Linked DNA regions of Mus musculus: region 2 is linked to region 1. Evidence: chromatin loops called from intact Hi-C (ENCODE). Cell type or tissue: left cerebral cortex. All regions are shown on one strand. Each heading gives the region's core, and the rest is flanking DNA. Links, peaks and the distances in the headings are about the cores only. Region 1 holds the start of Snora69 (small nucleolar RNA, H/ACA box 69). Region 2 has its middle 16 kb from the start of Gm14569.

Region 1 (16,761 bases), core at 3,407-11,406:
TCTCTCATATATCTGAGCCCTCTGAAAAACCGCATAGAAGGATCCTTTCTTTTCCCTCCCCTTCTGTCCCCTCCTCTTCTTTCAGTCTGTAACCCAGACTGGTCCCAAATTTAGGACTCTCCTGCATTAGTCTCCAATGCCTGGCTAGGATCCCTGTTTCTAAAAAACACAATATTAAGTGTACCTTCAGAGTCCCAAATGTGGTCTCCAGGTTCATGATTCTTAGAGCTTAGGCATCAATGATAATTTTCTCACTTCAAACAGAAGAAAGCTAGCCAGGCACAGCAGTGTGGAACTATAATCCGAGGACAGGGGAGGCAAAGACAGGAGGTCTACAGGTCAGAGGCCACTGAGACCATATAGTGAGACCCTGTCTCAAAAAAAAAAAAAAATACCAAATGAAGAACTTGAAAGTCCCAAAGTTGGGGGCTGGAGAGATGGCTAAGTTGTTAAGCACATTGACTGCTCTTCCAAAGGTCCTGAGTTCAAATCCCAGCAACCACATGGTGGCTCACAACCATCCATAATGAGATCTGATGCCCTCTTCTGGTGTGTCTGAAGACAGCTACAGTGTATTTACATATGATAAGTGAATAAATCTTAAAAAAAAAGAAAGTCCCAAAGCTGTTGCTGATTGTGGTAGGCGAAGCATAGCTGGACCCAGGCTCAATTTTCTTTTATATTTCCTTTCTTTTCTCTCTCCCCCACTTCCCGTGTCTTTTCCTTCCTTCTTTGATGGTTTTCTGGTTTTCCTTTTACTCTTTTTTTTTTGAGGCAGAATCTCAGCTATCCCAGGTTAACCTGAAATTCATGACGTAGCTGAGAATAGCCTTGAACTTCTGATCCTCGTGCCTCCACTTCCAGAGTGTTGGGATTACAAACATGTGCCTCCAGACCCAGTGTATGTGGTGCTGGGGATGGAACTCGGGGCAAAGATTCTATGAAGCAGACTACATCCCCAGCTTATTTTATGATGTGGTGCACGCCTGTAATTCCAGAACTCGGGAGGTCGAGGCTGGAGCATCACAAGGTTAAGGTCGCCCTTGACTATATACTGAGTTCAAGGCCAGAATGGCTTACACAAGACCCTGCCTCAAAGTTTCTTCCTGTCAAAAACCAATTTCCCAATGCCCCAAATCAAGTTAAACAGAGGGCCTTGTGTGTCCTGTGGTTTCCAGGCCCATAAAGCAGTTACAAGTTGTCTTACTTGGGGTTTCTATTGCTGCAACAAAACACCATAACCAAAAAGTAAGTCGGGGAGGAAAAGGTTCATTAGAGTTATACTTCCACATTGCTGTTCATCATTGAAGGAAGTCAGGACAGGAACTCAAATGTGGCAGGAGCCTGGAAGCATGGAGAAGTGTTGATTACTGGCTTGCTCAGCCTGCTTTCTTAGAGAACTCAGGACCACCAGTCCAGGGATAGCACCACTCACAATGGGCTGAGCCCTCCCCTATCATTCACTAATTAAGGGAATGTCTTACAATCAGGTCTTATGGAGGCATTTTCTCAATTAGGGTTCCCTGTTTTCAGATAACTGTAGTTTGTGTGTCAACTTGGCATAAGACTAGCCAGGACACTAGTTCTAGATTCAAGGCCCAAGTCTCCTGAAACAGGCTACTTTTGGTCCCTGGCTATTAAGTCACTTAATCAAGTCAGTTGCTACCTGAACAGCAAAGTGCTCTGTGGTCAGCCCGGGGACAAGAAACTGAAGCCACCGAAAGAAACCTAGGCAGATCAGAGGCCATGTAAACAAACAAACAAACAAACAAACAAACAAAGGCTATGAAAATCCAGCCCACTGTATATGTGTGAAGAAACCATCATGGAAGTAAATCCTGCAGGCTGGGTAGCCCCACTGCCCCAAACCAAAGCACACAGTCTAGGTCAACCTGAGTTCTTTGCCCACACACAAAAAAATGACCACAATAATCTTTGCTCTGAGCTCTTGTGGTTTGTTGCACAGAGGTAGAGCAACACAGCAGTTTTCCTTCCTTGACCTGTACAGGCAACAGACAGATAGCAGCAGCAGACACTGTCTCTAGCGGCCTTCAAAATGCAAGCAAACTGCTATCTCTTCAAGCACAAAGGGTTTGTTTGTATAAAGCATTTCCAGTCTGAGAGTTCTAAATTAAATTTGAACTATACCGATATAAATATTACAAACATGCACGGATGTCACTCTGGAAGCTAAACTATGTAACTACATACTAGGGACATAATCTGTTTCAGAGTCTGCCAATCTACCACCCCCACACTATAAAATTTAAAATATGTGAAGTTTAGCTGACTCAAATCTGTAATCCCAACATAGAGGAAAGAAAATTGCTGAGTTCCAGGCCAGCCTGGACTACATATTGAGTTTCATCCAGTCTGTGCTGTGGGGGGAGAGACCTGTCTGGTTGATGATAATAGTAGTGGTGATGGTGGGCATGATGATAGTGTACTAATTCTAGATAGTCCCCTTGGCCTCTGTATTCGCTATCATGATACTTAAAATTCCATAAATATTTATGAACTAATCTCCTTAAGCAGGTCTGAGTTTTCCTTTTTTGTTGTTGTTGTTGTTATTTTGGTTTTGCTTTTGGTTTGGTTTGGTTTGGTTTCTGAGACAAGGGCTCATAGTGCAGGCTGGCCTTGAACTAAGTCTATAGTCAAGAATGGCCTTGAATTCCTGATCCCCTTGAATTCCTGACCCTCTTGCCTCCATTGCCCTGATGCTAGACTAATAGGCATATATGCTAATACATGCATGTCTATGCTTTTCAAGCTGCAAGACTAACTTAGTGGGGCACAATGTACGTTTTTTCAATGAAATAGAAATATGATATATTATATATAAGTATTAAATAAAGATATAAGGAGAAGCTGAGTTGTAGAGATAAGCCATTAGTAAGAGCTCTTGATATTCCAACAAGAAGGCCTGAGTTCAGAACCCAACACCCAAGGAAAAAGGAGAAGCACGGGTATTCATACATGTACCTGTAACTCTAGCACGGAGATAGGAAAAGACAGGAGGATAGCTGGGGTGTTGGCTATCAGCCTAGCTTCAGGCTTCAGCGAGAGACTGTCCTAAGGGAATATGACACACGGTGGTAGAGTAAGACATCCAACAGGCTGCTGTGTGCACACATACATCACATGCTCCCACATGAGCACGCGCGCGCGCACACACACACACACACACAAACAGTAAAATTCCCTAAGAAAGTAAAGGCTAAGTATGGTGGTGCGTGCCTTTAATTCCAGCACTCGGGAAGCAGAGGCAGGCAGATCTCTGTGAGCTCAAGGCCAGCCAGGGTTTCATAGTGAAACCATCCTCAAAAAGACAAAACAAACAAACAAAACCCCAAAACATTAAAGGGAGGGAGAAAATGAAGGACAAGAATATTGTTGAAAGAAACAGCTCAAAGGAATGAAGGACACTGTTTATTATGGAGATAATTTCAGGGGTGAAGACTCTGGAATACACATTTTAGGCTTTCCCAGGGATGTCATAATGCCCAGTGTGGAGGCAGTTTTAGTAACAAAACAGAGTTATAAATCAAGGCATTTTTAAAATGCGTTGGTGGGGGCTGGTGAGATGGCTCAGCAGGTATGAGCACTGACTGCTCTTCCGAAGGTCCTGAGTTCAAATCCCAGCAATCACATGGTGGCTCACAACCACCCGTAATGAGATCTGACTCCCTCTTCTGGTGTGTCTGAAGACAGCTACAGTGTACTTATTTATAATAATAAATAAATCTTTAAAATAAAATAAAATGCATTGGTGGAAACCTCAGAGAAGCAGTTGCAGCAAGATGAAGGAGCCCTCTGCTCCAAGCCTCCGATGCTATTTGATGGCACTCTCAGCTTTGGAGATGGGGGAAGCCTGCGGCATTACTACATTCCAAAAGGTCTTTCTCTGTTAGGTCTGATACAGAGGTGGGAAAGGAAAGGCTATTTAGGCAGCTAAAGCTGGCCCAAGATAGAGAGTATAATTAGGTTCTGGACCTGCAACATTCCAACCTCTCCACACCACCGTAGCTCTAACCAATCACAGCTTCTTTCCAGGAAAGCCCATTCACAGCAAGGGAAGAACTGGAAAAAGAAAGAAGAAAATGGACATTGTGGGAAGTCTTTTTAAAGATGGATGCGTTTGCTGCTGGGCAGTGGTAGTGCACACCCTTTATCCCAGCACTTGGGAGGCAGAGGCAGGAGAATCTCTGTGAGTTTGAGGCCAGCCTGCTCTACAGAGTGAGTTCCAGGACAGTCAGAGCTACACAGAGAGACCCTGTCCCAAAAGAACAAACAAAAAGATTCATTTGTTTTTTTGTTTTGTTTTTCGAGACAGGGTTTCTCTGTGTAGCCCTGGCTGTCCTGGAACTCACTTTGTAGACCAGGCTGACCTCAAACTCAGAAATCCACCTGCCTCTGCCTCCCGAGTGCTGGGATTAAAGGAGTGCGCCACCACGCCTGGCTTGTCATTTGTTTTGTTTGTTTTTTTTTCAAAATTTCATACAACTGTCTCCTCTATGCCTTTCCCCCTCCCACTGAACCTAGTCTTCCCCGGAAGTCTCCCTCTTACATTCACTACTCCTCTGTGTGTGTGTGTATGTGTGTGTGTGTGTGTGTGTGTGTGTGTGTGTGTGTGTCCTGCTGCATTTCATTACACTTGCCGGCATAGCATGAGTGGATTATTTACTCAAGCAGGGCAATTTATCAGTAGCTATCCTACTTATCCAGTACCTGTTACCTGCCCAAAAGCCTCAGGGAGGGGATGGAATCCTACAAACCCCTCCTCTACCCATGATGGGCCCCCTGTAGTATAGATTTTGTGCAGAGATCTATTGCTGCTGTGAGTTCATGGGTGTTTCACAGCACTCTTCCGACGTTCTTTCTTGCCTTTCCCCACAATGTTCCCAGAGCTTTAGTATATTTAGGACGGAGCACTTGGTTACTTTGATCAGTTGCGACTCTGTATTACCTGTTACAGACTCCCCTGTAACTCCCCTGACCAAGGCTTAGAGCAGCATTGGATATGGATATACACATAAATGTTTATGTGTTTGATACAATGCCCATTTAGCAAGGCAATAGTAGTTAGGTCCCCTGCTGGGGCCAATGGCTTGCCCAGCTATGGGCTTTTTATGCTATTTGCCATCAATTCCCCCTGTGGAATCAGCCTCAAGTTCAATCAGAAAATGATTGGTTACCCCTTTGTAGGAACTTCTAAAGACCAACTACTAACATCTATTGATTGGCCAGGCATTGGTTTATTATTTTGAGTCAGGAGCTCATGTAGCCCAGGCTGGTTTCAATATATACCTGAGGATGGCTTTGAACTCCTGGCCCTTCTGCCTCCATCTCCTAAGGATTAGAGGTGGACAAAGCCATGCCCAGTGTTTTTTCTTAGATCTATATCTATTAAACACACACATATTAAACAGAGTCTCACTGTATGTCTCTGGCTAGCCTGGAACCCACTGACCAGGCTGACCTCAAAAGATCTGCCTGTCTCTGTCTTTCAAATCCTGGGATTAAAGGTGTGTACCACCACAACCCCTCCCCATGAATGTGTGTGTGTGTGTGTATGAGTTGTTGCTGTGGTTAAGGTCTCATGTAATTCAAGTTCGCCTTGAACTTACTACACAGCCCAGGGTAGCCTTGAATTCCTGATCCCTCTGTGTTTGCCTCGAAAGTGTTGGGATTAGAGATGTGTACCACGATGCCCAGTTTATGCAGTGCTGAAAATGCAACCCACCATCTCATGCACGCTAGGCAAGCATTTTACCAACAGAGCTACATCCCCAATCTCAATATGTTTTACTTATAGAAGTTGTTAAAACTGACCAAAAGAACTCAGTTTTAGCTAGGAATAGTGGCTACTTGAAATCCTAGCACTTGGAGGTGAAGGCAGGAAGACAAGGAGTTCAAGGCCAGACACACACACACACACACACACACACACACACACACACACACACACACACACAGGATTTAGAGAGGGAAGGAGGCAGAGAGAAAAAGCATGAGAGAGAAAGTGGGGAGAGGAGCAGAACCAGAACCAGAACCAGAGCCAGAGCCAGAGAGGTTGGTTTCATTTAAGGTGACTCCTGGGAGCAGGAGATACAGACACTAGGAAGAGTGTGGCTCAGTAGTAGAGTCCTTATATACACAATGGTCCTGCATCCCATCAAAAGAAGGAAGAGGAGGAAGAAGAGGAGATGGGATGCCCATATATCCTACATCCATATTCCTCTACGATCCTAAGACTGCTTTATTCTTTTTGTCTGTGTATGTGTGGGGTGGATGTGCACATATGAAGTCCACATGTATGTGTGCCTTAGAATGGGGAGGCCAGAGGCTGTGTCTTGTGTCTTTCTTAATTGTTCTCCCAGTATTTTCCCTGTATTATTCTTAATTTTATTCAATATTTTAAATATTTAAATATTTTAAAGGTTTATTTACATATGTATATAGATAAATATAATAAAAATAAATATATGTTTATTTCCATATTTATATAGATACGGGTACTTTTCTGCATGTACATCTGCACACCAGGAGACAGCATCACACAGTTATGAATTGCCATATGGGTTCTGGGAATTGAACTCAGGACCTTTGGAAGAGCAGTGAGTGCTCTTAACCACTGAGCCATCTCTCCAGCCCTGTTCTCCTCTTTATTGAGGCAAGGACTCTCACTTGAGCACAAAGTTTACCAAAACTGGGCTAATCTAGCTAGCGAGGTTGTTCTGGGGATGCCCTGGTTTTGTTACCTCCCGTGTGCTGGAATTAGAGGGTAACCTCTACACACATCTGGCCTTCATGTGGCTTCGGCAAGTGCTTTACCCAGTCAGTCATCTCCCTACCTTGTTTAGACTCCATTAAAATACAAGTCTCTGAGAACCAGGAAATCAGGCCAATGCAGAAAAGCGTTGCAAAGGCTCCCTCTGGCGGTAGCAGCCCCGAATGACAACTTGAGACTCATTCTGCGCCTCTAAACAGAGGTAACATTTAATTCCACTGTTCGCCCCCTTTTCATTTTTGGTTTTCTGTTTTTATGGATTTTGTAATGTACCTAGGACTGGCCTTAAACTCTTCACCCTCTTCCTCTGGCCTCTACTTCCCAAGTGCTGGAATTGCAGGTATGTGTCTCCATGTCAGGTTCAGTTTTGACTCCTCACTAGTCCAAATCAAAGATGGCGTGACAGGTAAAAGCACTTGCTGCCAAGCCTGGCAATATTTCCATCACTGGTGTCCGTATGCTAGAGAAAAAATTCCTCTGACTTCCATTTGTGTGTCCTGGCATATCACATATTACACACATGCATGAGTGCACACATACACCATGATGAAATAAATAAATGTAGCAAAAAATTCATAGAGAGCATGTTTTCTTTAAATCCCACAATCTATAAACTGATTTGTATCAGAATTTATTCCATTTTTATTCTATATGGCATCTTTCCCACATGTCAGCATCCTTGGGGTCTCTAAAATACCCAGACTTAAAACAAATGTCAACATAAATGACTGTAGAAAGCAGAAAGAGAACGAAAGAAGCAAACAGCCAATGACAAAGGACCAGAGAGGGAAGGCGTCTCTCCAGGCGATTCATGGCCAGCACACAAGTCTCTTGTAACAGAGGCCCTTGCCCAGGCCTGCTCAGCCCAAGCCAGCCTATTTACAGGCAAGATCATACAGACCTGGTCCTTGAGACATTCTGGATTGGCTCTTCACCCAACTTGAAATGAGACCCAACTTGGGCCAATGGGGTTTTTCCTCTCAAAATCTGGCTGTTGAGATTTGGTGATTTCAATCCATTTCTGATTCTCTGCCAGGAGGAAGGACAGTGAAGCAGCTGTGCAGAAAGAATCAAGCCTAAAGAGAGAGGGGGTGGGGCTGGTAAGATGGCTCAGTGGTTACGAGCACTGACTACTCTTCCAGAGGTCCTGAGTTCAAATCCCAGCAACCACATGGTGGCTCACAACCATCTGTAATGAGATCTGATGCCCACGTCTGGTGTGTCTGAAGACAGCTACAGCATACTTATGTATAATAATAAATAAATCTTTGGGCCTGAGTGAGCGGGATTGATCAGAGTGAGCAGAGGTCTTAAAAATTCAATTCCCAAAAACCACATGAAGGCTCACAACCTACATATAGAGTGTACTCATATACATAAAATAAATAAATCCTTAAAAAAAATATGCTTCTAGATTTTAGGGTTTTCTTTGATATTTAAAGTAATAAAAAGAATTTTAAGAGGGGGGGACAGGGCACCCTGCTTGATTTTTCAGTGGCTTTAAAGGCTTGCATCTGCTTCTTCTGGAAGCCAACTTTTTCCTTAAAGGTTTATTTTATTTTGTTTTTACTTGTGCGCATGCGTGTGTCTGCTTGAGTTTACACACGTTACACATGGAAGATCCACTGGAACTGAACTTAGGGAACTGAACTTAGGTCCTCTGAAAGAGCAGGATGTCCTGTCCTCTAAGCCATGAGCCATCTCTTCCACCCCCATTTCAAAGGTTCCAGCAGTATATATTAAGTGTATATAATAGCCGGGCAGTGGTGGCACATGCCTTTAATCCCAGCACTTGGGAGGCAGAGGCGGGCAGATTTCTGAGTTTGAGGCCACCCTGGTCTACAGAGTGAGTTCCAGGACAGCCAGGGTTATACAGAGAAACCCTGTCTCAAAAAATCAAAAAAAAGTATATAATAATGGATATCATTCTGGCATTTTCATGTGTGTATAACATATTTTGATCATATGCTCATTCCCCTCTCATTCCTTGCTAGCCCATGCTGACCCCCCTTTCCTCTTTTACATGTCTTTTTGTTAGTTTTGTTTTTTTTTAAATAGATGACCCAATGGGTTTAATTAGTGTTCCTTACAGGATCACTGAGGAAAATCTCTCCTTCTCCCAGCAAACTTTCTGGGCCTCATGAGCTCCTCCCATTCTGTGAAGGAATGTTGCTAGGCCCGATCTTCTGCTGCTCTTACTTTAGCAAGCAATCACAGCTACTTCCATTTCGAGTACAATGGGCAGGGCGTGGACATCTGAGTCTTTAATTCTAACACTCAGGAGGCGAAGCCAGGAGACTCTCTGTGAGTTCAAGGCCAACTTGATCTCTATATCAAGCTCTAAGACAATGGGACCGTTATGATCTTAAACGTCGCTCAGCTTCAGAAGGGACACACCAGGCCAAACAGTTCCACGTGAGGTTTATTGGGAGAGAGAGGGGCAAGGTGGCAGTGGAAAGACAAGGGGGGAGGGGAAAGAAAAGGAGGGGGGAGCTTTCTTTATATATGGATAATGATGTAATCACAGGTGAGCCAAGTGGATTCTGGGAATATGGTGGTTGTTGCCTTGGCAACAGATCTGCGGGTTCTGCCTATGTGATGTTATGGGTTTCAGAGGTCCTGATACCAACAAGGACCAATAGACACCTTGTCACAAAACAAAAGCAAAAGAATACAATGGCCATGTCATGCCTCAAAGACATCTACATATAACCCTTTCCTTGGGTTCCTACATCCATCCCCCTTCCTCCATATATCATTTTTTTTTGTTTTTTTGTTTTCCCAGAGATCCCAAGTTCAAATCCCAGCAACAACATGATGACTCACAACCATATGTAATGAGATCTGATGCCCTCTTCTGGTGTGTCTGAAGTCAGCTACAATGTACTTATGTGTAATAATAAATCTTTAAAAAAATAAGAGCTGGGCAGTGGTGGCGCACACCTTTAATCCCAGCACTTAGGAGGCAGAGGCAGGCAGATTTCTGAGTTTGAGGTCAGCCTGATCTACAGAGTGAGTTTCAGGACAGCCAGAACCCCCCCACCCAAAAAAAAAACAAAAAAACCAAACAACAACAAAAAACACAATGACATCATGTCTATATATAGACTAGGAAATATAAAAATAAAGACGAGGTCACATATAATGAAATATGTGTACTTGTTGAACAAAAGATACGTTTAATTATGTTCACAGCTACACTATTCATGAACACTCCAACCAGGCACGGTGGTCTTGCATTGTGTTACTGGGGAGGATAACTCATAGCTGCTTCTACTAGTTGCTGCTATGTGAGAACAAACAGCAGTATGCAAGCCACCCCCTTGTGTCTATCCTGCAGAGATCATAATCTGGTTTAAAAAAAAGGCTGAAATCAATGAATCAAACACACATGCAGGTTTATAATCACAACTGTGATGTAAACCCGGAGGCTGGTTGAAGAGGTAAGCCTAACTGGACTGGGAGGAGGAGATGCGAACTTCAGGGAGAAGGTCTCTGTGAACATAGAAAGTAAGCTGCCACTTGAACAGTCTGGACTTAGCAAGTGAGGAGGAGGAGGAGGAAGAGGAGGAGGAGGAGGAGGAGGAGGAGGAGGAGGAGCATTCCCAGTTGAGGGAAGGCACAGCATCTTGTACTGTGAGGGGCAGACCCACACTGCTGAATCCAACTCAGCAAACAGGGCATCTGTGAAAGAAGCAGGGGATGGTGTGCTGAGTTGTGCCTGTCAGAGCTCACTGGCTCACTGGCAGGCAGGGTAGTGCTATGGGACCAGGCTTTCTCGGCACAGGCATTGTTGGGATTTGGTGTTTGCGGGATAATTCTGTTGAGGACTAACGCCTGCAAGCTGTAGTATGTTTAAAAGCCATCCACTGTTAATGGCACCTCCCTTCCTCGTTACAACCAGAAGGGTCCCCAGACAATGTCAAATATCCCCAGGGACAAGATCCCTCCTCCTGGGCTAACTGCCAGACCATAGCAAGAGTAGTTTTCTTGATCATTTCATCTTCGTTTATCCAAAACACACAAAGCCATGCAGTCTTTTTTGTTTTGTTCTGTTTTGTTTTGTTTTGTTTTGTTTTGTTTTGAGACAGGGTTTCACTGTGTAGCCCTGGCTGTCCTGGAACTCACTCTGTAGACCAGGCTGGCCTTGAACTCAGAAATCTGCCTGCCTCTGCCTCCCGGAGTGCTGGCATTAAAGGCATGTGCCACCACGCCCGGCTGGAGCCCTGCAGTCTTGACTGTGGGACCCTTGCAGATCACACTTTGGGGCTGGCTCTCTGCTCACGCACTAAAGCTTTGTGTAGCTAGGGGGTTGATGTTTTTTAGAGAACCATTCCTGAAAAGAATGTCATAGGAGTATGAATAATACTCCAACCAGTATCTCCAAGAATTTACAACATTATTCCCTGGTCAACAGGGTTCTTATTTTAAACCCTGCTAACAGCTACGTAGCATGATCCAAGCAGTTAAAAAGTGGGTAGTTAGGAACTGGTCATGGAGCCACACACCTGTATTCCCAGCACTTGAAAGGTGAAGGCAGGAATATCAGGAGTTCAAGGCTGCTTTTAGCTATATAGTGAGTTCTAGGCCACCCTGGGACACATGAAACTGTCTCAATAAAACAGCTGCCAGGAGCAAGAAGAAACTTTTGTCGTCATCTGTAAAATAGGAGAATTATCTGTTACCATTGGCCTTGTGTAGGGACTGGAGTTGAAGACTGGCTCAGCAGTTAAAGACTACACTCTGCTCTTGCAGAGGACTAACGTTCTGCTCCCAGCACGGGCCAGCAGCGCACAAACACCTGGGACTCCAGCAAGAGGACCCACCAATAGACTTCTGCTATCCTCAGGCATATGCACGTATCCAGACACATGCATAAACATAATTAAAAATAAATATAGGGGCCAGGCGGTGGTGGCGCACGCCTTTAATCCCAGCACTTGGGAGGCAAAGGCAGGTGAATTTCTAAGTTCGAGGCCAGCCTGGTCTACAGAGTGAGTTCCAGGACAGCCAGGGCTATACAGAGAAACCCTGTCTCAAAAAAACAAAAATAAATAAGTAAATAAAATAAATATAGGGGCTGGAGTGACTCCGTGGTTAACAGTTCTTGGTGCTCTTACAGAGAGTCTATCTGGACTCAGTTCCCAGGACCCACCCCAGGCAGCTCACAGCGGCTTTTCACTCCAGTTCCAGGGATCCGACACTCCTTCTGAGTGCACTCGGCCATCACACTTAGTATTCATACATGCACAGACACGTACACAGGAAAAAAAAAGTTTAAATGTTTTTTAAAAATTGTTCCTTTATATAGACTTGTAAAAAATTTAACCAACTTGTTCATTCTGTAGCCCAGGCTGGCCTTGAACCGCTAACAAGTCCACCTCAGGCTCGGAGCGGTAGGGTTGCAGGTGTGAAGCATCACACCCAGGGGATTTTCATTTCCGTCCCTACGCCAAATTGCAACAACTGTTTCAGAGCTGGAGCTGGAATCCATGCAGCATCTCCTGTTTCTTGAGGTGGCTCCGATCACAGCCCCCTCCCTACCATCCTGGGTATTCAGCATGTTACGTACTGCTGGGGGAGGGAACCAAACCCCCCAAGTGTTTATTCTGCCTATACCCTAACTAGTCTACAGCTGGTTGGGTCAAGTGACACTCTTCCAGCGCTCAGAAAACAGAGGCAGGTCTTTTATGAGCTTCAGGTACCCTGGTCTACAGAGTTCCAGGCCAGTTACTCCCCCCATGGGGCTCCAGTCTGCACAGTCCACTGAGGCTTCCAGCTCATTTCAAATCCAATTACTCAACCACCCGTCTCCAGCAGGTCAAAGGATCTCACACCATCATATATCTTCCATTTCTGTCATCCACTCAAGGTCCCATGAGAAAGTTGATATACCTTTACTGTCATCTTGGCAGTCACTTAAACAGGTTCTGATGCTGTCCCAACTTGCTCTTTAAACAATTTAAAAATGTGTATATGGGGCTGGTGAGATGGCTCAGTGGGTTAGAGCACCCGACTGCTCTTCCGAAGGTCCAGAGTTCAAATCCCAGCAACCACATGGTGGCTAACAACCATCCGTAACAAGATCTGACTCCCTCTTCTGGAGTGTCTGAAGACAGCTACAGTGTACTTACATATAATAAATAAATAAATCTTTAAAAAAAAAAAAATGTGTATATATTTTTTGAGACAGAATCTATGTAGCCCCAGCTGTCCTAGAAATCATTAAAGTCAAAGAACTATACATCTTCCCCTGGAATGCTGGGGTAAGAGTGTGCTACCACACAGCTGGCTATAAATGCTCATCTTTAAATTGTGTCTGTGCGTACGGGATTTGTAGGTACCTTGAGAGGCCAGAGGCACTGGGTCCCTTGGGATGCTCCCGGGTGGTTGTGAGCTACCTGATGTGAGTGCTTAGGAACCAACCAAACTCTGCTCCTTCAAGGTGGTGTCAAGCACGGAGCCATCTCTCCAGCCCTGAAAATGCTTGGAAATTTGTCAAGTTAATTCTATAATCTGCTTGGATTTAAATAACTACCATCAGCCGGGGGCGGTGGTGGCACACGCCTTTAATCCCAGCACTTGGGAGGCAGAGGCAGGCGGATTTCTGAGTTCAAGGCCAGCCAGGGCTATACAGAGAAACCCTGTCTCGAGGGGAAAAAAAAAAAAAAGAACTGCCATCCATGACGACTCTAGTTTTTAGTTTTGCTGCGCTGGGTAGAGAACACAAGCCCTCACACATGCTAGGCCAGTTCTATGTATGCATATGGCTGGCTCCGTGTCATAAAGGGCAATACTGCTAAAAGTTGGGACCTCCACACATTACTAATCTTCAAATAAATGTAAATTTAAACTTTTATGCAGAAACCTGGGCTCAGCATGGCAAGCATGCTTTTTTATTTTAGCACTTGGATCTCTGGGAGATCCTGACTCAAAAGACTCGTGGATATGGCAGCACAAACCTAATTCAGACAAGCTTGAATCGTAATATTATCAGAATACTCTTGAAAAATCTCTACAGGAGGCGGCTGTGGACTAGACTGCCAACCCCTAGTTCCTATGATTCCAACTACCCAGCCTTAAAGCAGCTTCTCTCAGGCTATGTGGGTCTGGAAGAGATGGCTAAGCAGTAGAGTACTATTCTTGCAGAGACCCTGGTTTCAATTCCTGTACCCACAAGGTCCACATTCATATTAAAGAGCCTATAGAACAGTGGTTCACAACCCTCCTAATGCTATGACCCTAATACAGTTTAAGTTGTGGTGACCCCCCCCCCATGAAATTTTTCACTGCTTCATAATTTTGCTGTTGTGATTTGTAAAGTTTTCCAATGGCCTTAGGTAACCCCTGTGAAACAGGATCAGCCCCTAGGTTGTGAACCACTGCTACAGGGCTAGGGGTGCAGTCCAGTTGCTGTGAGTGCTGGCCTACATGAGGCCCTGAGCTCAATCTATAACACAAGGGATTAGAACAAGCCACTTTGTTGGGCGGTGGTGGTGCACACCTTTAATCCCAGCACTTGGGAGGCAGAGGCAGGCAGAGTTTGAAGCCAGCATGGTCTACAGAGTGAGTTCCAGGACAGCCAGGGTTACAGAGAAACCCCGTCTTGGAAAAAAAAAAACAAAAACAAAAAGCCACTATGCAAAAGTGGGGGATTGCTTTCACTGAGATAGCTGTTGGTAAAGCCCTTGCCATAAACACCTGGAACACATGTAAAAACAGAGGACTCCAGTTGTCCTGACCTCTACACTAACACTGTGGCTTAAACATGTGGACTCAATCTTAAGGTTTAAAACAAAAACTATGAGTATTAGGATCCAAAAACCAGGACTTCTGCAAGAATACCAAGTACCCTTATCTGCTGAGTAATCTCTAGCTCCTAGGAAACAATATTTTACCCCACAGAAGAAGCCTTATCGGGTCTTATAAGGGCAATTCAGTACTTTATAAACCAGAAAAGCATTTTGAAAGGTTCTATATTTTATTACTGGACAAACATCCTAATTCAAGACACGAAGAGTCTCCAGGTTTAAATGTTGAAATCCATCTGGTAGGACTGATTGATGACAATTCAGTATAAATCCTCAGTCTTGCCATTGTGTGAATCCTTACAGACCCAGCTTCGTTCTCCTCCAGTGTCTTCTCTTAGAGTTGTACCTGTACAAAGAGAAGCCACCAGTTACAAGGTGGGTTGGTCACAACAAACCTGCTCCTCTAGCAGAGTCAGACTTTCAGAGGAACAAGAGAATTTATTTAAAGCGCTTGCTAGAGCATAAAAGGACTTACAGTAAGTAGCAGAGCTAAGCTAACCAGTCTCTGAACTGTTCATGTCAAGGTGTCACGATTTTTACCCCAAAAGCAAAAATCAGAAACAACCAACATGGCTTTTCTTTCAGCAGGATAATGGCAGTACTCCCACAAAATGAAGCACTGTAATTGCTACCTGCTTTTCTTTCAAAGTTACCTATAAAGGTGGCACACACCTGTAACCTCAGCACTTACTTGGAAGGTTGGAGCAGATTAGCCAGCCTGGGCTAAACAAGACTGTTTCAAAAAGCAAAAGACTACCCGGTAAAGCATCTAAGGTCCGCTGCCTAGTGCTTCAAAGCTTTCCTTAGCACTCTATGGGGGTGGGGGGGAACCAAAGTTTGAAAGTCTAGTCCTGACTGCAAGTAAAGTCTCTAAATACATGTACCATACCAGAAGACAGAAGATAGTAATTAACTCGAATGTAAGGCTAGAGTGGGTTGTTGATATCAAGCTTAAGTGGCTAAATTAAGAACAAGGAGGCTCACTTTTTGCCCCAGCAGAGCCACACCCAGATTTTTACTAATCCCAAAACTGGGCAATGCTTATCTTTAATCCCAGCATGTTGGGAAAAACCAATTCCCACCAACTGTCCTCTGACCACATGTGGGCCTGCATCCCCCACACCACAGAAAGAACTCAGAAAGGCGCTTCCCTTGCCTGGGGGAGACCCTGGGTTCGATCCCTTCCACCTCTCTCAAAGACCCAGCTGGTCCTGAGCTCAACTCTGGTTGCAGGAAAGAACACTCCTGCCAGAATAGTCAAATCCCTTGAAGCCTTCCTAGGGAAATTAGGAAGCATTTATAAAAGGTTTGTGGAGGGATTTCGGGGGCTAAGTAAGCTAGTCACTACCAAGGAGCCTCATGACCTGAGCTAGAGCCCCAAGACCCATTTGATGAATGGAGAAGTGTTTCCTCCCAGTTCTCAACCCCGTGCTCCCAACCCAAACAAAAGGAAAAACATTTCAAAAGGGAGTCCCCAGCACACTAATTGACTGGGGTGGACCGTACTTTGCAACTGTGTATCTCCATGCCCAAAGTTACTTAAAACATAACGATTTCCAAGCCGGACAAGAGAAGGCTTACCTGATTTTGTTACCAGTTTTCATCCGGATCCACTGAGGAATAGGGCGATTTTGCTTTTGTTTCTTGGCCAGGAATCGCTTGATTCGGAAAGTCTTGTGAGAAGACTACGAGGAGATGCAACCAGCTTAGTGACACCACAGCCTAGTCTCTTGATTCAGTCACAAATTCCAACAAACTAACATCAGGCCTGCAGAACATACACCCAGGAAAAGCTCCCCGACCTCGAACCACCAAGTCCTTTATCCTCATCACTTCTCTGGAGGAAGAGTTAATGGCTTAAACATGGCTCATAATCAGCACCAAGTTTCTAAGCCCAGGTCCTGTCTGACCTATAAACTGGCTGTCTGCTGGGCTCCAGCGATGAAACACGGAATAGCTGGAGTAGGAGAGGAAACGGACTTACTGGAACAAGGATGGCTTGAGGTTAGGCAAACCCTGGCCAGTTTTAAGTCAATGACACTAGGTACTGTACTCTGTAAGTCTTATCTACCTCCAAGTGACATTGCTGGCTAACCTAAGATTACGGAGCCCTAGACACTCCGTAGGCAAACACCATTACATAAAAAAATGCAACGAAGG
Region 2 (16,761 bases), core at 3,298-11,297, 570 kb before region 1:
GAACCCTGAGACACTAGGGGTCAGCATAGATGAGCTAGAGAAGAGACAGGAAAAGCAGATGACAGCCACTAATCCTAGGTGTCTAGAAGGGTCTTGAGGATGTTGGCCTCAACTCTGAGATGTAATTGCCTTGCTCAGAGTCAAGCTTGCTATCATATTTGACTCATGCTTCTTTGGTTCAGGGATTGGAGCAGAATTGAGAAGCTTCTGGAATGTATTGGCAGGCCACAGAAGAGCAATAGACTGGGAAAAGGACTGTGTGCCCTGAGACCCCAGGGCTGCATGGGACAACAGTAAAAAGGGATCTTATTTGATACATGGCCTAGAGCTGAGCCAGGATATAAGGCAACTAGTTAGAGAGAATGGCCCAGAACCCTACACATGATGACACATCTGCAATCCCAACACTCTAGAAAGAGGCAAGAGGAGATTCAAGTTCAAAGCCAGTGTGAGCTGCATACTGAAATCTTGACTCAAAACAAAGGCACAACTCAAGCCAGGCATAGTGGCTACTGTCTTTAATCTCAGAACTCAGGAGGCAAAGGCAAGAGGATCTTTATGCTAGCCTGGTCTATATATAGGCTTTAGGGGCTACATAGTGAGATCCTGTTTAAGGAAGAAAGAGAGAGAGAGAGAGAGAGAGAGAGAGAGAGAGAGAGAGAGAGAGAGAGAGAGAGAGAGAGAGAGAGAGAAGAGGAGGAGGAGGAGGAAGGGAAGGAAGGGAAGGAAGGAAGGAGAAAGGAAAGGAAAAAAAACCCCAAAGCCAAGGGCAGAATGGAGTTTTCTCCTCCAAAACCAGCCAATTCAAGGGTGTATGCTCCAAAAGTTTGCCACTCAATCACATATTCATGGCACACTATTGCTAAGCCAAAAAAGCAGTAGGACTGATTGCCCCTTTAAGAACTCGTTGATGTTTATGAAGCTCTTTCCATAAAGGAATGCTACCCCAAGAAAGAGTGGTAATGAGAAGCATAGTGGGAGAGCTGAAACATGTTGAGTATCTTAGGCACAAGAATTCCTAGTCATCAGGAACTGGATAATGAAAAAGCCACATTGGATGTAGAGTCTTCCGTGACCTCACAGTGCACAGAACGAACACTTAGATGCTGGTGGGAAGGTCTGCCCCACTGGGTTCACTGAGAATGACAGAAGCCCAGGAAGAATAAATGTGATCACGTGCGAATAATAGCACATTTCTGTATGGAGGGAGAGCTCCATGGAGGTTTACAAACTATGACTGCATATAAGAGTAATGGTGTGAGGACAGGGTTCAACGAGAAGCCTGTAAATCAACAGCAAACATCGTAACCCAAAAGGAAGTGGGGGACAAAATGAGAGAGATGAAGAAAAAGTCATTTCTTATAATCTCTAGACATAACTCATGACAAAAAAGGAAAAGGACTTTTTGGTTTGAGGGAGTGCGGCATTTTTAAAAGATTTATTCGTATTTATGTGTATCCTTGTGTGTGCATGTGTGCATGCCATGTGTGTACAGTTACCAGGGGAGGCTGGAAGAGGACATGGGATACCCTGGCGCTAGACTTTATAAACTGTTGTGAGCTGCACAACCTGGAGGTGCTTCAAATTGATCTAGGGTCCTCTGGAGGAGCAGCAAGCATTCTTAATCAGGGAGCCAACAACTCCTTAGTCCCAACAGAATGTATTTTTTAAATAAATGCATAAATATGAGTCCCCATAGAGGACTCTAGGAATTTTTGCAGAGAACACACCTGAGTCCCCAGTTAGTGTTTTCAGTGAGCCTCAGTTCCTTGTCTAAGTGCTTAGAGGATGAGCTAGATTTGGAGGTTGGGGTTCATTTTAGTCCCTTCAACATCTGAATTTTATAATCACTGGGATCCTCTTCCAAAGTTGCCAGTTCCTCTTAGAGAGGTCACATTTTGCAGCTTCACTACAAAGTGTGCCTGCGTTAACCAGCTGAGCTTAGCTTTAAGAGGAGGCTTTCTGAAAGCCTGGTAATATTTTCAGAGCAATCTCCTTTTTTTTTCCCCAGTCGTTTAGAAATTTAACTGTTTTTTTTTCTATTTTAAAAAATGTCCAGAGTTGCAGACTTCATGAAGATTCATCAGACTCTTTCCTCTACTCCTAAAGAGACTGTTATTCCCCTATTGCCTGCACACTCACATAGTGGTCAAAGGACAACCACAAATGTTTCTCCTCAGGAACTACTCACCTGTTTGTTGTTGTTTTTGGTTTTGGTTTTTGGTGTTTTGTTTTGTTTTGTTTTGTTTTGTCTTGTCTTGTCTTGTCTTGTCTTGTCTTGTCTTGTTTTGTTTTGTTTTGTTTTGTTTTGTTTTTTAACCACAGTGTCTCATCAGTAACCTGGGTGTCACCTGGCTAGACACCTGGGCTGTCTAGACAGCACCCCAAGGATCCCTTTCCCCACATCCCCAGGTCTAGGATCACAGGTTCATTCCATACCACACCCATGAATCTCAAGAGTTTCCCTCTGACTTTCTATTTTTCTAGGACAGCTAGGTTTATAGGGGAAAATCCGAATAAGGATGCAGAGGTAACACGATGACCCTCAGTTTGTAGAATCGCTCTTTGGCACACAAAGGCCACATGATAGGAAATAAGGAATGAAGACCTTGGGCTATACAAATACTTTATCTCCTCAGTAACCTCGGTTTGTTTTTGTTTTTTTTTTTTTTCTGAAAAACAATGCCTTGGGTGTCACTGTTGTTCTTTTCTTCTCCATATCTAGACTTTCCCATGCTCCTATCTCTTCACTGTTCATTTGTCTTTTCTAGCCCTCGTTTAGAGCGTCTCCCTTACACGCTGTACTAGATAACTGAGTTCTGTTGTTAAAATGTATTGCTTGTAATAGATAGCTCTGTACTAAATGTTCGAGCTTGCGCTCAGATCAGATGAATAAACCACTTTATGTTTCTACTTTCAAAAATTGTTAACTGCTCTAACAATACAAAACCTGTCCTTCCCCCCCCACCCCCCAATGAGCCTCAGCTACGTTGGATGAAAAAATCTCCCTAACAGAATTGAAGGTTTTATAAGGACCAGAAGTCCTGGTAGATGTAGGTTGTGACCCCTTTGGGGGTCGTATATCAGATCTCCTGCATATCAGATACTAACATTATGATTCATAGCAGTAGCAAACTTACAGTTATGAAGTAGTAACGAAAATAATGTGTTTGGGGGTCACCACAACATGAGGAATTGTATTAAAGGGTCACAGCATTAAGAAGGTTGAGAACCACGGCTGTAGACTCTGACACGTTGTAAGGCCTTCAACAAGTCACACAATCTCTGTAAACCTAAGTTTCCTGCCCTATAAAAGGAGCATAATGGAACATGTCTAGCAGCAGATTGAGAGGTGTCAAGAGTAGGGAAATAAAGGAAGTATGGTATTTATAAAATCAGATCTTTTGCCTGTGCTCTTCTGATGATTCATAGCAGATTCATAGCTTGGCAGAAGGCATGCCTTTCTCACGAAGAGAAAGAAATCAGGCATGTTGATCTCCTTAGGAAAGAAGTATAACACTAACACACATTTGCAAGGGGGGAAGCTATGGAGTTGGAGAAATCTAGGTTTGACTCCTGCCTCTTGTGAATATTATGATCTTGAGCAAAATACTGAACTGAGACCTAAATTTTCCTGTTAAATAGAGCCGTTTAGTACCTATATCATAAGCTAACGATGATAGCTCATTAATTTAAGAACAGTCATTTGAATACTACTATATGCTAAGAAAAGCTCAGAATAGTAGTCAAAAAAAGAGAAGGGCACTTCTCTCACAGGTAATTTGGTGAATCTCTGTGGCCTTACTGTGATTATAAGTGTTCATTATTCCCACAGAGAGAGATTTCAACCAAGGTCCAGAGACCTCTAAAATTGACAGAAATAATGTCATGGTAATACTCAACACAACATAGAGTGTTTTGATAAGATGCACCGCATCGTGCTGAGTAGACCTCATACATAGCACAACATCATAATGTATAGCCCTTATTCAAAACTCTTAAGATTAATTAATTAAGATTAATTAATTTTTCTGGCTTGAGCATTAATTAAATTCAATGGAGAGACATTTAAATTAGATTTTTATTGATATTTGTAAGTAAATGACTCACAAATTCCTTTTGTTTCTTAATTTTTTAAAGCAAGCACATTAAAACCATTTTGGCACTCTTTAAAACATAAATAAATATTTTAAAAATTTAAATTAAGGTAATAAAGCAGAAGAATTCCACAGAGAAGGCACTAACCACATGTGTCAACTTGAGTTGAATTAAATTAAATAAAACTAAACCTTCAGTTGCTTAGTCATACTGAGTGTAGCTCAGTAGCCACACGTGGTTAAGGCTGTGTTAACGGTTAACCTTCCTCACTAGGTTGATCCTCCAGATTTATGCCTTAGTAAAAATATTAGTTGAAGACAGTATTTTTCACTAGCCGCACATTTGAAAAGAATGGCCCTGGCGTTCCCCTGTACTGGGGCATATAAAGTTTGCAAGACCAATGGGCCTCTCTTTGCAGGGATGGCCGACTAGGCCATCTTTTGATACATATGCAGCTAGAGACATGAGCTCCGGGGTACTGGTTAGTTCATATTGTTGTTCCACCTATAGGGTTGCAGATCCCTTTAGCTCCTTGGGTACTTTCTCTAGCTCCTCCATTGGGGGCCCTGTGTTCCATCCAATAGCTGACTGTGAGCATCCACTTCTGTGTTTTCTAGGCCCTGGCATAGCCTCACAAGAGACAGCTATATCAGGGTCCTTTTAAGCAAAATCTTTATATGCCTCAGTACAGGGGAACGCCAGGGCCAAGAAGTGGGAGTGGGTGGGTGGGGGAGTCGGGGGGGGGCTTTTGGGATAGCATTGGAAATGTAAGTGAAGAAAATACTTAATTAAAAAATAAAAACGGTTCATCTGGAATAACAAAAAACCTAGGATAGCAAAAACTCTTCTCAAGGATAAAAGAACCTCTGGTGGAATCACCATGCCGGACCTAAAGCTGTACTACAGAGCAATTGTGATAAAAACCGCATGGTATTGGTATAGTGACAGACAAGTAGACCAATGGAACAGAATTGAAGACCCACAGATGAACCCACACACCTATGGTCACTTGATCTTTGACAAGGGAGCTAAAACCATCCAGTGGAAAAAAGACAGCATTTCCAACAAATGGTGCTGGCACAACTGGCGGTTATCATGTAGAAAAATGCGAATTGATCCATTTCTATCTCCTTGTACTAAGGTCAAATCTAAGTGGATTAAGGAACTCCACATAAAACCAGAGACACTGAAACTTATAGAGGAGAAAGTAGGCAAAAGCCTCGAAGATATGGGTACAGGGGAAAAATTCCTGAATAGAACAGCAATGGCTTGTGCTGTAAGATCAAGAATCGATAAATGGGACCTCATAAAATTGCAAAGCTTCTGCAAAGCAAAAGACACCGTCAATAAGACAAAAAGGCCACCAACAGATTGGGAAAGGATCTTTACCTATCCCAAATCGGATAGGGGACTAATATCCAATATATATAAAGAACTCAAGAAGGTGGACTCCAGAAAATCAAATAACCCCATTAAAAAATGGGGCTCAGAGCTGAACAAAGAATTCTCACCTGAGGAATACCGAATGGCTGAGAAGCACCTGAAAAAATGTTCAACATCCTTAATCATCAGGGAAATGCAAATCAAAACAACCCTGAGATTCCACTTCACTCCAGTCAGAATGGCTAAGATCAAAAATTCAGGTGACAGCAGATGCTGGCGAGGATGTGGAGAAAGAGGAACACTCTTCCATTGTTGGTGGGTTTGCAAGCTTGTACAACCACTCTGGAAATCAGTCTGGCAGTTCCTCAGAAAATTGGACATAGTACTACCGGAGGATCCCGCAATACCTTTCCTGGGCATATATCCAGAAGATGTCCCAACCGGTAAGAAGAACACATGCTCCACTATGTTCATAGCAGCCTTATTTATAATAGCCAGAAGCTGGAAAGAACCCAGATGCCCATCAACAGAGGAATGGATACAGAAAATGTGGTACATTTACACAATGGAGTGCTACTCAGCTATTAAAAAATGAATTTATGAAATTCCTAGGCAAATGGATGGACCTGAAGGGCATCATCCTGAGTGAGGTAACCCAATCACAAAGGAACTCGCACAATATGTACTCACTGATAAGTGGATATTAGCCCAGAAACTTAGGATACCCAAGGTATAAGATACAATTTGCTGAACGCATGAAATTCAAGAAGAACGAAGACCAAAGTGTGGACACTTTGCCCCTTCTTAGAAATGGGAACAAAACACCCATGGAAGGAGTTACAGAGACAAAATTTGGAGCTGTGATGAAAGGATGGACCATCTAGTGATTGCCATATGCAGGGATCCATCCCATAATCAGCTTCCAAACGCTGACACCACTGCATACACTAGCAAGATTTTGCTGAAAGGACCCAGATATAGCTGTCTCTTGTGAGACTATGCCGGGGCCTAGCAAACACAGAAGTGGATGCTCACAGTCAGCTATTGGATGGATCACACGGCCCCCAATGGAGGAGCTAGAGAAATTACCCAAGGAGCTAAAGGGAACTGCAACCCTATAGGTGGAACAACAATATGAACTAACCAGTACCCCGGAGCTCTTGTCTCTAGCTGCATATGTATCAAAAGATGGCCTAGTCGGCCATCACTGCAAAGAGAGGCCCATTGGACTTGCAAACTTTATATGCCCCAGTACAGGGGAACCCCAGGGCCAAAAAGGGGGAGTGGGTGGGTAGGGGATTGGGGGGGTGGGTATGGGGGACTTTTGGGATAGCATTGAAAATGTAAACGAGGAAAATACCTAATTAAAAAAATAAAAAATAAAAACGGGCGTGGTGGGGCACGCCTTTAATCCCAGCACTTGGGAGGCAGAGGCAGGCGGATTTCTGAGTTCGAGGCCAGCCTGGTCTACAAAGTGAGTTCCAGGACAGCCAGGGCTACACCTAGAAACCCTGTCTCGAAAAGCCAAAAACAAACAAACATATATATGGATATGGATATGGATATTTAGTGGCATTTCTGCTCTGTAACCACTAGATGTCAGTATTGTACGTTTCCTCCAATTTTGACACCAAAAATATCTCAGTGCTTTGCCAAATGTTCTCAAGGGAGCAAAATTGCTCTCCACCTCACTTGGAAGTTAGGAACCTCTACCTTGAGGGTATCATACGTACTTGAGTCAAATAGCAACTCTTCTTACTTACTAACTTAACCTGGCATTCTGAGTGTACGTTAGCTTGTTGACACATTTTTTCTGGCAGATTACAAAGTACATCGATTTGTGTTGAACAAGTGGCTTTAATAGTTTATTAAAGATATCGTAAAAGTGTCAAGCCATGCACATCAGCTGAACTATAGTCACTATGCCAGCAGGGATACGCGAGTGAGAAATAGCAACACTATTATACACCACACTTTGAATACTAATTTCTAATTTTATTTTTTATTTTGTTTTGTTTGTTTTTTGTTTTGTTTTGTTTCGATTTTTTTGAGACAGGGTTTCTCTGTGTAGTCCTGGCTGTCCTGGAACTCACTCGGTAGACCAGGCTGGCCTCGAACTCAGAAATCCGCTTGCCTCTGCCTCCCAAGTGCTGGGATTAAAGGCGTGCGCCACCACTGCCCGGCTTAATTTCTAATTTCTAGAAGTAACAAATGACAAAGAATTATGTTGCTTAAGAAATTGGTGAACGAACTCCTAGTATGATAACATTAGAGCAGCAGAAAGTGTTCAAAGGACTGAACATAAAGTCGCTGCAGGGAGAAAGCTATGTAGCATTAATCTCATTTAAACACACCACAGTGTGTATGATACATGAAGACATCATGCTTGAGGACTGTGCAGATGGCTCAGTGGTAAGTGTGCTTGCCGCTCAAACATAAGAGTTCATATCTCTAGCACCCACGTGTAAGAAAAAAATGCTAGGTGTGTCCACGCAGAGGATGGAGACAGGAAAAAAAATTGGAGTTCGCTGGTCATCCAGCCTACCTCCAGGTTCAGTGAGAGACCCTGTCCCAGAGGAATAAGACAGACAGTGATGAAAACAGGATGCCACACTTTCTTCTCTGGCCTCTGCAGGTGCACACGCAGGCACACCTACCAAAAACATGTGTGAGCACACACATGTACAAGCTACATCATACTGTATAGCATAAGCATATAAAATTATTCATTTGCCAATTCAGTTGGGAAACAAATAAAACATAAAAAGCTTACAAATAAATATATGGGTTCCTACATAGGGCTGAAATTTAGGCTCCTACTGAAATAGGACTCTTCCAAAGCAAACTACATCTTGGTCTAAGAAAAAGATTGCTCCCTAGAGTGTTTTTAAAGATCAAATGAAACCAGTCAACTGTACCTTCAGAGAAACTCCAAACACTTTCCAAAATGTTCCCTCCTAAGTTCATTTTCACAAAGGCAAATATTTTTAACTATGTTGTAAATAAACAAAGGTCAAGAAATTACTCAAGGTACAGATGTTATCTGTCCCTGATGTACCTGTCACTTCATTAACACCTATTAATCTGCCCATTGTTCTTGAGCAGAAAACATGTAGACTTGTATACTACAGGATGTCAGTTAGCAAAGTGCAGTGCCCATGTGTCTTACTTGCCTGGGAATTGGAGTTTTTAAATTATTTCTTGAAAACTAGGGGAAAGTATGGGTTTATCTCAAAAGCATGGGATTTTTCTAGTATGGACAAAGTCCTGAGTTCCGTCTTCACCACAGTAAGTAAAGAAAGAAATGGATAAATAAATAACCTGGGGGTGGGGAAGCAGAGGAAATTTTGGTTAGTTCTCACAACTCATCAAAGAAACTTCTCGTTGCAGTAGTCAGAGGAGAGCAATGAAGAAAGCTGCAACTTGCCAAAAGGCAGAGAACTACCGACCGTGGGGTGCCCAGGCTCAGTTGATACATCTACAACACAATCCCCATACCTAAGGTTCAGAGAACATCTCAGATCTGTAGTGGGAAGAAAGATTTTAAGAGCCAGAGGACAAGGAACTCTGCTGTGAGATTGTCTTCCAGATACGGCAATAAGTCTGCCTAAAGAAGACCTGAGCAAGAACACCACCAGTTAACATGGCAATGTAGATGGGGAAACCTCATGGGATCCTAACCTTAGATGAATTGCTACAGGCAATTGATGAATGCAGAGAGGGAGAACTAGACTTCCAAAAGGATGAACCCCTTAACTGGTTATTCAATACCAAGTGGTCATCCCTCAAACCAAAACATACAAGCAACACTAAATCAACTCAGCAGGTTGCAGTTATGTGTTTACAATATATTATAAATATATAACATATAATTAAAGAAAAGAGGTTATGGATTTAAGAAGGAGTATAGAGGACCTGGGAAGGATTAGAGGGAGTAGAGGGTGAAGAAATGATGTAATTATATTTTAATTAAAAGTAAAATAATTTTATATTTATATATTTAGCTTTGTGTGTGTGTGAGCATTTTGCCTGAGTGTATGTCTGTGCACTGCATGCATGCCTGGAGCCAGCAGAGGCCAGAGAAGGTGGGATCCCCCGGGACTGAGTTAACAGATGGTTCTAAGCCACCACGTGGACACTGGGAATTGAACTCAGATCTTTGGTAAGAGCCACCAGTGCTCTTTACTGCTGAACCATCTCTCCAGCACCAAAATACATTAATTTTTAAAAGCAGGGAAGAAAGGAGAGAGAAAGAGGAAGAAAAAGTGTTGTGAGGATACTAATGACCATTGGCCACACCCTTAATTACATCAAGGAGGGGAAATGGGGTCTGAGCTCACTGGCTGAGAAATTACAACTAGTCCTCCCAAGACGACTGGGACACACAAGGTTTAGTATCTGGATTGGATGATCAAGAAGAATGCACAGGATGCTGAATGTTAGCAAGTGGAGCTCAGAAAAAGTCCATTATTTGTCGTCTCTAATCTGAAGTGGCATTCTGCATTATTCCCGAGGCTGTCAAACAAGGTTTGCACCCAAGTGGGTGGGTATTACTAGTGCATGGCTGACAATAGTTAGCCCCTCATCAGGACCACAGAGTTGTCAGTCTCACCTTCCTGAATCCTGTTCTTTACTGAGGAGAAACTGGCTAGCATGACCTGAGTGTCTCATCATTCTGACCAGGTCCTCCAGATGACCAAGTCCACCACTCTCACTGGACATAGCACATAGGGCCTATCAAAAACACATTAGTTAAGGGTTAATCCACAAATGCCCAACGACTTACCAGCACATCTTGCTGTATCCAAGAGCAATCTCTGGGCCATAGAAAAACAATGTATTAGTTAGCCAAGGGAAGATCCACAGCCTTGGCTTCCAGTGGCTTGCAGAAGAAAAATCTGTAGAGATGGTCAAGACGCAGGCCCAGAATACCTGGAATGGAAACTGTTCAGGTCAGAAATGCTGTGTCACAGGAGAAATGGAAACTGCCAAACACAAAGTCACCTTTGCAGCAGGCCCACCTGGTTGCCAAGTGCCCTTGGTGGATGCTTTTGTTCTAACTGTTAACTGATCCTTTCTCTAGCAGGTAATATACAGAATTCTAATTTTATCATTGACCCCATGAACCACAGAATCCTTTCCCACTCGTGAAGTCAGCAGTCCTACCCTTAACAGGATCTGATTAGATTCTGAACTCCCTTGAATTTCCTTCATCTCCCATCTGAAACATGGTATTGTTCCCTTGAGGTTCTTGAAAAGGGAGTCAGTCAACATCTGTTGGGATCTGGTTGGCTCCAAGTATACTCATTTCCACCACTGTCTAAACATCTCCAAGTAAATGTCTATATCTAGAAATGAAATACTGAGTACAGACATGAGCTAGAGAGGAGACATACCCAAGTTCCTGTTTGGGGGTGTGTTTGTTTAGTAGATTCCATTTGTAAGTCCTATTAGGGTTCGTTAAAAGCATGTAATCCTGAGGATACAGTCAAACAGTGATTCTAGGAAAACCCCTGTTAAATGGATATACAATGGGACATGCTCCGGGGCTATTGGGGGAATCATGAATGTTTAAGTATTTAAGTAGCATGCTTTTCCTCCCTATCTTCTGCTCCTGAACCCAAACAAAAGCTCAGAGACTTACACCCGCCACCTTCACTATATATAAGTGCCTCTGTCTTCCTTTCATTACATTCTACTGAGCTGTATTCACATACTCCAACTCTGGTGAATCACTGTTCCCTGGGCTGAGCATCCCCTAAGAAGCTAACTCCTCAAGTATACCTTGATTCTGTCAACATCCTTCAACAGGTACTTGTGCCAGATAGTATGCTTGCTGGGCTCCAGAAAAGAAAAAGGAAATGTTTCACTCTGATGACTCAGCACAAAGCTAGCTATTAAAGTAGATACTGCTGTTGTGTACTTTGTCTCCTGTATGTTTCAGACCTTGTAAGAGATTCTGTGCCATCTATTTACATGGGCGCTGGCTGTTCAACCTCCTCAAACTCGCTGTCTCTGTTTCCCCTGCCTTTTCTTTTTCAACTTTGCTTTCACACTTTGGGAAGGGGAGTGGATAGTCTTACTTAAGACAAGCTGGCTTTCAACCCTCTGTAGAAGAGGATGGTCTTGAACTTTTGATCTTTCTGCCTCTACCTCCTAAGTGCTGGGCTAACAGGTATATACCACCATGCCACTATTATGCATTGTTGGGAATTGAAACCAGGGCTTTGTACATTCAAGGCAAGTACTCTATCCATCCACTGAGTTACAGTCCCTGAATGGCCTGCTTCTTAAATAGACCATCCTTTGAACTCAAGTCCAGATTTATCCGCCTGAAGCCAAGAAAACAGGCTTTTTTTATTTCCATCCTGAACATCTTAGGCTGTGGTAGATCCTGCCATGGGAAACAAATACTAAAATGAAGGCACCCTGAAAAAGCAAACCCAAGTGAATTGCAAGAAGAAGAATCTAAAAGGAACTGGCCCTGAATCCCAGAGAGGGAGCTTACCACTCATTTGAGAGCAGTGAAATCTCAACCATCATGACCATCACCACCCGTCTGGTCAAAGCGTTCACCATTCACTCTCAATTCCTCTGTCATCTGAGATTACAGAAAGAGCCTTCTAAAAGTCCACAGTATCTGTCCAAAGCCATCCACTAAGGGCACAGCCACAAGGGGAGAGATCTAGAGATGTGTCCTTAAAACAGTTGTCAAGGACACTTCATAAAGAGACCAGCAGGGATCCCAGAGTCCAGGCCCAGAGGATATTAATACATGTGGCCAAAAAGTTAACTTATATCGTAGCCTGTCTCAACTTTTTCCCATGATCAGTATCCTCCAAGAAACCTTTTTCTCCCTAATAGAACCCTAATACACTTTAATATAAGTATGCTCATTTTCTAATGCCTCATGTCTTATCACCATCAAGAGAGTAGGAGCAGGTGGTTACAGTGACACTGCAGGGGGTAGGGCATTAATGTTTTTAATCCCATATCTCTATGCCCAAAGCACCTCACCTTAGCACCTCATATGAAGGATCATTCCAAATGCCACAAGGCCACTTTGAACCTGCAGGTTGGCTATTCCATAGCTGCAATGAGGAAGCTGTGTTTCTATGTTGGATTCCTTGTAACAGATGAAGAGAGTTAGGAAAATGTAAAGTAGCTTCGCTAGTGAATGGTAAATAACCCTATATGTCAACATATTCATTCATTAAGCACATGGCTACATCTGTCAGGGTTATACTCTCCCCGTGGGAACTGCTTCTGCTTAAAATATACACACAAATCCCAAAACAACACTATGCACACATATTAAGAATATGCTGAAAGCCAGACCACCACCATCCATTACAACCATTACAAGTACATGCCTGTAATCCTAGTTAGGAGGCAGAGGTAGGAAGAGTCTAAGTTTGGGTCTAGCCTGAGCTACACACTGAGCCTGCATTTCAAAAAGAATATACTATTTTGAGATAGTTCTCTATCAAATAACTGAGGGACTGCATGGAATACATTTTTAAAATACAGCTTGGAATCAATTTAGAAAATTGTGACAGCTAAAACAAAACAAAACAAAACAAAACAAACAAACAAAAACCTGCAGGTGTTTTTCTTGAATCCAAATTCTCCTTTCTCGTTATATTTCCTTCTCCTGGTTGTTGGGAGCATCAAGTGAACACTAGCAAGATGTTTTTTTGACATTTGCAAGCTAAGGCCTGTGCTCTTGTCCAAGACTCTCTCCATAGTCCATATGCCCCACTGACACCCTCCTTGTACAGCTCTCCCTTCCTCAATTTTTGAATCACTTCTTAGAAACACTGGTGACACGGGACTGCTGTAAAGTGCCTCGGTGCCCAGGAAACGGCACAAAGGCACATTCTCTGCAGCTCCACAGTTTTCCCTGCACTACCTCCCTCGTTGCCTTGATAAGTAAATTGAGCAAGTCCTGCAGTGGTTTGGGGGAAAGTCCAGCTCTAGCTCCTCACTCCCTGGGAGCAGCTTGACCGTGCCAAGTTGGAACTCTGGCAGGAAGGAGAAAAGGCCCAGACACCGAGAGGCCTGGAGATGACCCAAAACTCCAGATTGCTTCTCTAGGGATTCTCTTGTTTCAGCTTTGCGCTCGAACCTGGCACTGTGGGAGCTCTCCCAGCGGTGCTCTGCCCCACCTATGTGGTGCACTCCCACACATGGGAGAGATGTTGCAAGTTCCACTCCCAAGTGAGGCACCACCTGCATCCCCTCTCCCCCCAGGGTCACTGCTCACTGTTCTTCTTTACTGCAAGCATTCTGCTAAGGTAGGTGCAGCCCCCTACCCTGCATGTCAGAGCGCTGCCACGATCCACTATGATGTCCACTGGGACCAGATTACTTACTTTGAGTCTTCGGGCAACCTTAATTACCAGCAGCAGAGCTTCTCAGCCAGCCACTAGCTCTTTATGCAGAACACCCTAGGAAGTACCTAGGAGCCCAGGCCATAGACACAACCTTGTGCCACGAGGGGGCACCTTTCTCCTCCAAACACCCACATACACGTGGCTCCGAATGGATGCAAGGAACTGTCTTCTGAACCAGATCCAAAAAGGGTTGGACTTGTTTCTTACCCGATCAGGAACTGTGGGCGCCCACTTTTCTCTGTATCCTATGTGCAAACTACCAGTTGCTCTTAGGCTCTTTTGCATCTCTCTGTACCCTGGAGCCAAGGAATTCAAGAGCTAATTAGACTTTTTAAATAAGTCTAAAGAGAACAGAATAGAAACTTATCAGAGCTGGGAAAGAAAGATGCGTCCTTTGGGGAGGAAATGTAAAATGGGCCGATTTCTGGAGTTTTAGACTGTAGCCTAGGAGTGGGAAGCAGAGGGGAGAGAAGTCAGGGACAGAAAAGGCATTTCATTGGTTTTGAACCAGAGTGATTGTTTGCACACAGAACATCTGTCCTGTAACTCCTAGACTTTCCTGGGGAATATCACTGCTGATATTCTGGAGTACTTGTGTTCAGGGTTCTGGAGTTACAAGATTCAAATCCTACTCCAACCAGAGTCTGCTGTCACAGACCTGTAATTTCAGCTTCACAGGAGGCTGAGCAAGTGAGCGACTGAGTGATCTGGAGGGAAAGGAGGGGGCTTCAAAGACGTTGTAGGAAACTTAGTGAGCTCCTGTCTCAAAATTCAAAGTACAAAGTGTGCTGACGGCAAAGCTGGAGTTGTGTGTCTAGCATGTGCATAGCCCAGCTTCAATCCTAGCACCCCAAAATATAAGTAAAACACAAAATTCTGAATCCAGGTGACATTTTTGTGGTGTGATAATTGCATTATGGTTTTGTGAGAAAAAAATGTCAGATGTATGCTGAAATATTTAGAGGGGGAGTACAGTGGTGCTTTCTATGTATCGTCAATTTGGTCAGAAAAATGCATAGCTATGTGTGAATACAAAGAGACAGAGAAAGGATGAGAAAACAAGCATTAAAAACAGTAGTTGGTGAATATAAGTGAAATACTCAACACACACACACACACACACACACACACACACCTTTAGTATTTATTTTTTGGACTTTGTCAAAATAAAAAGTTGAGGCTGCAGTCTTAGCTCTCCCTGCCCTTATCAAGTGTGCTAGAGAAAACAATGTGCTCTCTGGCTGAAACTGGAGACACTAACACAATCTAGACCAAAGGGCTGCTATAAAGATGGGAATGAGATAATAAGACTGTGTTTGCATGGTACCTTAGGAAGGCTCAAAACCTGGTAGGAATCACACATTAGATAAAATATTGTCTTGTCTTATTTTCAGGCTGTTTCATATGCATACATCTAGTCTCTTTGGCTTACATTTTAAGCCTCCAGAAATCCAGCCACTGTTTTGTTTTCATTCACCACAGTAGCTGATGCACGGTGACTAGGGCACTTCCTTAAGTGATCCCAGGGCACTGTTTTGTGGGATCTGTGTTCATAACATTGAAAATCATCGTATGTCCCAAGGACAATCATTATTTGTGACAGACTTCTGGAAGGAAAATATTGGCCTAGAATGGTAGGGAAGACATTTACAATAAGAAATAATAAATGAATAATTATGACAGCATACTGTGATGAAAGCTATGTGAATGTTCTCGTTTGTGAGAGAGAGTGTGCGTGTGTGTGTGTTTGTGTGTGTGTGTGTGTGTGTGTGTGTGTGTGTGTGTATGTGTTATAATGTAATATTGGACTACAATTGACCATGGGTAGTGGAAAACACTACAGACAAACCTTAGATAAAGGGAGACTAGTGTATGGGTGTTTGTTAATGGTATCTCCCAGTCCAAACTTCTTTTCCTTCCTTCTTTGTCCTTTTCCTCCTCCTCCCCTCTCCCTTCTTCTTTGACTCCTCCAACAATCAATCTTCAGTCTTTAGTATCACCTGTGCTTGGATGACTCTGATAGTGATTGGAGAAACAAGAGACATCCAGGAACATCACCATCACGTATCCACAGTTGGGTTTGGCTTTTTGTGGTAGAGGCTAGCAAGGAGGTTTGGAGAAAGTCTGTGTTATACAGAATGTTTAAAATATTCTACATCACAAACTCAGCTCCACGTGTGGTCCTAGGGGATCTATTGACTGAGCAGAGATGGCAGGAGTATGTAAACAGATGTCATGAGACACTCTAAGCACATACACCTCTTGCCTGTCTTCCAAATGGGCCACAGATGTTGGGAGTAAAGGTGCAAAGATGTGGAGGGCACGTGCCAATTTTTTTCTGGCTGCATTCATTTCCACTCTTGTAGCTGTGAGAGAACTCTGAAATAATTCTTTCTACTTTCCCCAAATCCCTGGCCTTCAAGAGCCTGGGGAGAGGGGTGGAAGAGTGCTCAGGATTAATCCAATTTTCTTTTCTCTCACCTCTAAGCATAGCCAAAATAATGATCTACAAGCTGAAAATAACTCGAAAGGGAAAGCGCATACATTTAATCACTCACACTACTCTCGGCCAAGAGCTTAGAGCAGAGCGGCTGAGGCTACACAGGTGCCACCTTTGGGATCAGAAGCTGGGCCAGGTACCTCCCCTACAGGCAGCTCTATCCAAATCCTACATCCTGCCCAACCACCAAGAAGGGCCCATGGAAGGATGCTACTCCCTCAGGTGACAGGAGACCTGCTCAGCTCAGTTTCCAGGATCTCTACCATTTAGCCAGACAGGCAAAGAACAGGTTAGGATTCCTTGCCCAGGCATATGAGAGGAAAGTAACACACACAACCCAAAAGAAATCCCTACCCCCCACAACCTTTTCCCCACACCTACCCC

What was found. A loop is a pair of places that touch in the nucleus more often than their neighbours do. Peaks named below come from ENCODE experiments on the same cell type or tissue, not always from the same donor. Only the 100,000 strongest peaks of a DNase experiment are listed, where the experiment ranks them.
Region 2: a loop joins it to region 1, with 5 times the contacts of the local background. A loop is called at or near these places in 3 of 42 quality-filtered maps.

The regions. Positions count from the first base shown.
Region 1 is chrX:37,067,803-37,084,563 of GRCm38, forward strand. It overlaps Rpl39 (ribosomal protein L39), which reads right to left. Exons shown (of 3, transcript NM_026055.2): 2 at 16,183-16,286; 3 at 14,716-14,947. The coding sequence ends at 14,899. Snora69 (small nucleolar RNA, H/ACA box 69) reads right to left here and starts at 15,231; the gene lies at 15,110-15,231. In left cerebral cortex, for the core only: a CTCF peak has its summit at 6,933 (motif pointing left); a DNase peak (open chromatin) is centred at 6,929.
Region 2 is chrX:36,499,937-36,516,697 of GRCm38, forward strand. It overlaps a transcript of Gm14569 not described here. Among named protein-coding and RNA genes, the nearest start is that of Gm14569, 16 kb to the left of the region's middle. In left cerebral cortex, for the core only: a CTCF peak has its summit at 7,087 (motif pointing right); DNase peaks (open chromatin) are centred at 3,417 and 7,113.